2 separate regions of the Homo sapiens genome follow, and region 1 is linked to region 2. Evidence: chromatin contacts called from ENCODE Hi-C data. All regions are on one chromosome and are shown on one strand. The core of a region is the stretch at or near the end of the contact, and the rest is flanking DNA. Distances in the headings are between cores, read along the strand shown. Region 1 holds the start of COX7A1 (cytochrome c oxidase subunit 7A1). Region 2 holds the start of PROSER3 (proline and serine rich 3).

Region 1 (3,467 bases), core at 497-2,996, 390 kb after region 2:
TTGAGGACACCACCCCACGTCCCCGGGTCCCGAGGGGGAGCCTATGGGTGCTGTTTGGGGTACTCAGCAGAGGGCTGAGAGGTAGCAACATCCTAGGAGTATCCCTGGTCCAGCATGAGGCACCGAGGGCTGGGGGCAGTGGGCAGTCCACAGGGCAGAGATCCCTGGCTGGTGGGAGGATGGGCTTGGTGGGGAGGGGTGGACACAAACACAGACACACACAGAGGCCAGCGTTTATTGACACTTGTTCAAGTCTCTCAGGCCCCCCAGGCTTCTTGGTCTTAATTCCTGGGGAAGGAGGCCCAGCCAAGGGAGTACAAGCTGTAGACAGTGCCTAGAAAGGGGAAGCGTTGGAGACAGAATGAGACCTAATCCCCTCCCTGGACATCCCAGGCTTTTAAGGCCTTCAGGCTCCCTGGTTCCCAGCCTGGACCCCAGCTCTAGTTCGGACTCCAGCTCCCTTCCCAGATTGGACTCCTATTGTAAAGCCCCCTGGCTTTGATCTAGACCGGGCTGGGAGCTTTCTCCCCGACTCCTCCCTGGGCCTCAGCCCCACCACTAACCCAGCCCCCGTCCTGGGACAAGAGCCCAAACCCTAGTTACTCCCCTCCCTGCAGGCCTGACTCCAGCTCAGTACTCGACCCCCTTCCTAAACGCCAACCCCCAACCCAGATCCTGGTCAGTCCTGCCCAGAAACCAGCCACCTCTTACTCTGGGTCCAGCCCCGCCTCCCCCGCAGCCCAGACGGGCCCTGCGCTCACCGCCCAGACACAGCGTCATTGTCACTCGGTACAGGATGTTGTCAACGATGCCGCCCTTCAGGTACAACGGGATGTCATTGTCCTCCTGGATGTGGGGGTGTCTGATGAGAAAGGGGTGCTGGCTGCTCCTTAGAGCGCGCCCCGCCTGCCCCGGCTCGGCGCGCTCCCGGCTGGCGCGTCGGATCCCCACCCCCCCCGACCCCCCACCTGGAAGAGCTTCTGTTTCTCGCGCACTCGGTTCTGAAAGCGGTTCCGGGCGGTGGAGCTGAAGGAGCGGATCAGCGCCTGGGACACCTGCGGGGTGGGAGGTGGGCGGGTATTGGAGGCACCTGGAGGGGTGTCCTGAAGTGGGACCCCGCTCTCTGAGGCCTGGACGTGGGGACAGCCCCATCCCTAGCGAGCGTCCCAAAGGCGAGGAGGGTAATAGCTTGGATTCTGTTACCCGCGAACTGCCAGCTGGGTTGGGAGGGGACTCGCCCTGGAGTCTGGCCTGGGGGTGACCGGGCTGCCTAGAGGGTCCTGGAAGGGAGAGGACCCAGAAGGACTTTGTTCTGGGGGGCCTAAGTCCTGAGATTTTTGTTGGGGGAGGGTTTCCTGGATTAAAGGGAGGAAACCAGGTCCCGGGAACGTGGGGACCGGAATGGAGGTCCCCGGGAGCGTCCAGGCTGCCTGAGAAGGCCCGGGTGAGGCCAGTGTTAAGGGTTCCCGAGATGTCAAGTTCAAACCCGGGGCTTTGGGCCGGGGTGGGGGTCCCCAGTTGTCTCCGAAGAGTGGATTGTGGGGGAAGGGACCCAGGCTGTTTAGCGGGGAGTCCCAGGCCCTGAAGGTGGCTCACGTTCCAAGGCCCTAGATGCGGGGGCACTTGGAGAGTCGCGTATTAGGGCGGGGTTTTCTGGGTGGGGGGCTCCGGCCCAGCCCATGGGGGCCTCACCCGAAGGGCCTGCATTCTGCCTTGTCCTCTTCCGCCGGAGTCACCTCCCTTCTCCGCCCAAGGACACGCGTAGTCCTCCTCTGTCCAGGAACCCCAGGCCCCACCCGCTGCGCGCAGCGTGACAGCTGGGGACGCGGCGGGGCTGGGGCTGGGGCTGGGGCTGGGTTGCGGGGAGTCCTGCTCCTCGGATTCGTCCACCACGGAGGAGGCGGTCCAGACCCGCACCCTGGGCCGCAGCGCGCATCCGTTTCGGTCTCGGAATTTCGCTTGGTCCCACCGGAGCCCAAAGCGGTACCAGGGAATACATTTTTGCAGATTTTTGGAGATTTCCGCCGGGGGCAAGTGCAACTCCTCCCCGGATCTCTCCCTGCCCGCTGGTATGTGAGAGTGAGGAAACGCATAAGGCCGTGTTCCAACTCCCTGTTCTGTCTACACAGCCAGAGATTGCACCTCCGAGCCTGTTTCCGTATCTGTAACGTGAGGGCTAAGGCAGGATCTTTCTCAGAGATTTGTTGAGACATTAAATGACCTTGTTTTTAGGAAACACAAGCTAAAGTCTTTGGGAGTAAAACGGTATTTTATGTTACCCTAAGAAACACATCATATCTATTTATAGCTCTCTAATTCTGGCAGTCAACGGGGTGCAGCACAGTTGTCCTAATGGTTTTAGCAACCAGGAAAGATCCTGGCCTAGTCTACAAGGTTTTCTTTTTCTTTTCTTTTTTTTCTTTTTTTTTTAGACAGGGTTTTGCTCTGTTGCACAGGCTGGAGTGCAGTGGTGCGGTCATAGCTCACTGCAGCCTCGACCTCCTGGGTTCAGCGATCCTCCTGCCTCAGCCTCCTGAGTGGCTGGGACTACAGGCGCCCACCACCATGCTCGAACTAATTTTCGTATTTTTTGTAGAGGCTGGGTTTCACCATGTTGCCCAGGCTGGTGTCGAACTCCTGAGCTCAAGAAATTTGCCGGCCTCATCGTGAGCCACGCACCCAGCCAGCAGACAATGTTTGTTTGTTTGTTTTTGAGGCAGTGTCTTGCTATGTTGCCCAGGGTGGTCTCCAACTCCTCCAAGTAATGTTCCTACCTCTATCACCCAAAGTGCTAGAATTAGAGGCATGAGCCACTATACCCAGCTTGTAAAAGGTTTTAACAATCTCTTTTATTTATTTATTTAATTTATATTTTTAGACAGAGTCTTGCTCTGTTGTACACGTTGGAGTGCAGTGGTGTGATCTCGGCTCACTGAAACCTTCTGCCTCCTGGGTTTAGGCAATTCTTGTACCTCAGCCTCCTGAGCAGCTGGGATTACAGGCACCCGCCACCACACCCAGCTCATTTTTGTATTTTTTAGTAGAGATGGGGTTACACCATGTTGGCCAGGCTGGTCTCAAGCTCCCAACCTCAGGTGATCCGCCCACTTTGGCCTTCCAAAGTGCTGGAATTACAGGCCTGAGCCACCGCTTCCAGCCACGGTCTCTTTTAAAGAGGGCTTTTATGATTATTAAATTCCCCTAACACTTTCAAACTATGCTTGTAAATTTAATGTTAGGTTTTTCCATTTAAGAGCCACAAGTAGGGCTGGGCGTGGTGGCTCACACCTGTAATCCCGGCACTTTGGGAGGCCAAGGCAGGTGGATCACTTGAGGCTGGGAGTTTGAGACCAGCCTGGTCAACATGACAAAACCCTGTCTCTACTAAAAATACTAAAATTAACCAGGTGTGGTCATGGGCGCCTACAATCCCAGCTGCTTGTGAGGCTGAGGCACAAAAATCGTTT
Region 2 (3,297 bases), core at 281-2,780:
AGTGTGCGGGCCTCAGATTCCCATTGACTCCGGAAGCCCTTCGGAGCTGCGGACTCTCCACCCCGCCCAAGGCCAACGAACATTCTCTCACATGTTCCCACCCCAGGCTGCCCCAGACCCCTGGCAATGGAAGTGGTCGAGTTCACCCCTCCCCAGGCCTGGCACCTGGGCGACGGGCAGCGCCACGCTGGGTGCGCGCAGGTAGTAGGGGGCGAGCGTGGTGGGGCAGAGCGCAGCCAGCTCGGCCTCCAGCAGCCCCTCGCCGAAGCGCTGGTCAAAGAGGCGTCCGGGCGCCGAAAGTCCGGGCAACGGGGCCGAGGCGCGGCGCAGCCAAGACGGCTGCACAGGCACAGGGATCTCCATCCTGCTCCTCCGCGTTGCAGTGCCCCTGCGTGCGCAGCCGCTCATTTATAGTGCGCCCTGTGCCGGCCCCTCGGAGGGCTGCCCAGGGACACTGGGACCGTGGCCAGACCCGGCCATTAGGAGAGCCTTATTTAGAAACCCAAACAATGACTTGGCCATTTATTAAGCGCCTGCTGGATGCCTGGCAAATGCTGTCAAGAAGGTGACATGAAGATTCCCCAATTTCCAGAAGAGGAAACTAAGGCTGAGGAGGGGGAGCCTTGCGGGTGTGGGGAGCACAGCGTGGTGATTGGGGCCCAGGACCCAAGAGGCCCACGGAAGAGTTTCCAGTCCCTTTAATCCACTGCCTCCCCCCTGGCAGCTCTGAGGATGACGCAGATGGAGGTCTTTAGGAGCAGATTCCTGGAGAATGCGGTAGCCCCGCCAGGATGTCAGGAGGACATAGAACAGGCCCTCCCTACCCTTATCCTCAGCCAGACCTTGGGCCCAGTCCCCCGGCAGGCCGGGCCTAATTCTGTGCCTCTGACTCAGCCTCTGGTGCGCAGAGGCCAGGGGGCGCGAGCATGAACAGTTCAGGCTGGCCCCCCGGGGGCCGCGCGCTGGGGCTGGAAATAGCTCATTTTGATCCCGCTACCTCGGCCAGGAGCCCAGACCTGGCAACTGATGCAACCAGCTGCTCCTGCAGCAAGAAAGAAGTTAGATGACCGTTGGGACGGACTGATTGGCCCAACTGATGGAGGAATAGCGGTTAGAGAGAGGGCAGAGCGCGCCCCCCCCCCAACCCGCCCCACTGCCCCTGCAACAGAAAGAATGGTAGTTAGACCGGGGTCGGGACAGGACTTCTGCAGCAAGAAGGCGCTTAAAAAGCGGGACTTTTAAGCGAGGGTACTTTAGATCACCTCCTAACCGCAAGCCCAGCCTCAGATCCTTCCCATTGGTGCACGGTCTTGCCAATTACTGCTACACTCGGCAGGTTCTCCAATCAAACACGCCCTGTCGGGCAGGCAGTCGTCCCAGCCAATCCTGAAACACCTCCCTCCGGGTACTTCTGTTTCCTCTCTTTCATTGGTCGCCTTGGAGGCCGCTCGCCTCCGGCGCGGGCACAGAGAGGGGCGGGGCTGATAGGGCGTTGCTAAGCGACGGAGATGCGCGCGGGGCCTGTTGGGTGAAGGAGCAGAGCGGCCGGAAGCGCGGAGGGAGCCGCGGGATGGACCGCAGGTGAGGCCGATCGCTCTTCCAGGGACTACAGGAGGCTGGGGAGGACCAACGGCGAGAGCAGCACAGCCTAGGACGGGCTGGATACGGTCTGGAGTCGCTAGGGCTCCACCGCACTGGAACTACAATTCCCAACATGCTCCACAGCCGTTGGCCTCTCCAGCCGTAGCCGTTAGCATCCCGGGGGTCCCCTAAGAGTCTTATGTTCCTCTCTGAGTGGGCCCCAAGGAATTATTGCCTCTAAAGGTGTCCAAGAAAGGCTTGAGATCTGAATTTCTTCATTTTGAAATGGCCCCCAGACACGCCTGGGCGTTGTCTTTGAACTTTCTCGCGGAGGCGGAGCCCAGTGGATCCTGGGGCTTGTAGTCCATCTACCCTTTGCCTTCGTGTCCCCCAGGAATGTATGGGAAATGCTCGGTGATATAATCCAGCCGCGGTTCTTTCTTTCTTTCTTTTTTTTTAAGACAGAGTCTCTCGCTCTGTTGGCCCAGACTGGAGTGCAGTGGCACAATCTTGGCTACTGCAACCTCTGCCCCCGGGTTAAAGCAATTCTCATGCCTCAGCCTCCCAGGTAGCTGGGACTACAGGCACCTGCCACCGCGCCTGGCTAATTTTTTATATTTTTAGTAGAGACGGGGTTTCGCCATGTTAGTAAGGCTGGTCTCGAACACCTGACCTCAAGTGATCCACCCGCCTCGGTGTAATCCCAAAGTGCTGGGATTACAGGCGTGAGCCACCACGCCCGGCGAGCCGCGATTCTTAACCTGAACTCCACTTCGCAATCACCTGGGACGCTGCGGAAAAGACACGGAGGCCCAGCCCCACTAATAGATATTCTGATTCTGTTGGTCTGGAATGGGAACCGCGCGCCTGTAACGTTGAAAAGCCCCTCCTAGACTGGATCCAGGGTTGAGAACCACCGGCTGTCAGTTCCTGAGTTGCTCCCTGTTAAGACTGCTCCAGGGGCGGGCTCCCAGGACTCACCCTTCCACTGTCGATATCCTGAATGTGCAACGGTGCTTCATGGAAATGACAGTCCGTCTCCTCCAGGAATCTATGGGAATTGTCTGGTTCTGCCCTCCTCTAATGTCCCCCTCCCCAGGGCTGCGGCGAAACCACGTGCTGCCTGAACCCCACTTTCCTCTTGCAGCCTGCCAGTTTTCTCCATTCAAGATAGTCCCTTTGGAGATGCGCCCCTGGGTCGAAGCCACTACTGGCCATCCCAGAGCCAGACCTGGTGTCCCAAGGTGAGGACACCCCTCAAAGAGTGCTGAGTGCCAGCCCAGTAGCAAGAGAATGACCTTTAGAGGGTAGGAAGACATGTGATGAGAGATAGGGATGAGAGATTTAAGAGACAGCCCCTTGTCCCCTCCCCACGGCCCTGCCCTTGTCCCCCTCTCTACCACCTGGATTCCCCATCTGAGCCCCCATCACACTAGGTTGTTATCATTACAGGATGTGTTTCCTCCCCTCTGGACTGAGACTTTGTGTGTGTCCTGGTTCCCCTGCAGGGATGACCCATGAGACCTCACACTTTTTCTTCTTGTGCTCTTCCCTGATCTTAGACCCTGAGCCCATCCAGGTCTCAGAGATCCAGGCTCCCACAAGCTCCCAAGGCTCTAGCCACAGGTCCCAACTCCCCTGAGCTGTTTGAGGAGTCCTGGCCATCCAGTTCAGGGACCCCCTCCCTGCCCAGCACCACTGAGGGACAGATGTGGG

The links. Hi-C counts contacts between places; a loop is a spot of excess contacts on that map. Pooled maps may share reads with other maps.
Region 1: a loop to region 2 is called in a map of heart left ventricle, with 4 times the contacts of the local background. The contact joins the promoter of COX7A1 here to the promoter of PROSER3 in region 2. A Hi-C loop is called at or near these places in 6 of 168 maps with a recorded cell type or tissue (CD14-positive monocyte, aorta, ascending aorta and 3 more), 4 of 37 single-sample maps with no recorded cell type and 18 of 50 pooled maps.

Annotation. Positions count from the first base shown.
Region 1 is chr19:36,150,701-36,154,167 of GRCh38, forward strand. COX7A1 (cytochrome c oxidase subunit 7A1) reads right to left here and starts at 1,747. Exons shown (of 4, transcript NM_001864.4): 1 at 1,693-1,747; 2 at 969-1,055; 3 at 762-846; 4 at 222-334. The coding sequence starts at 1,707. The coding sequence ends at 282.
Region 2 is chr19:35,756,646-35,759,942 of GRCh38, forward strand. PROSER3 (proline and serine rich 3) reads left to right here and starts at 1,531. Exons shown (of 11, transcript NM_001367856.1): 1 at 1,531-1,581; 2 at 2,729-2,825; 3 at 3,144-3,297. The coding sequence starts at 1,571. HSPB6 (heat shock protein family B (small) member 6) reads right to left here and starts at 384. Exons shown (of 3, transcript NM_144617.3): 1 at 166-384. The coding sequence starts at 363. RefSeq lists enhancers at 636-1,207, 1,536-1,775, 1,816-1,875.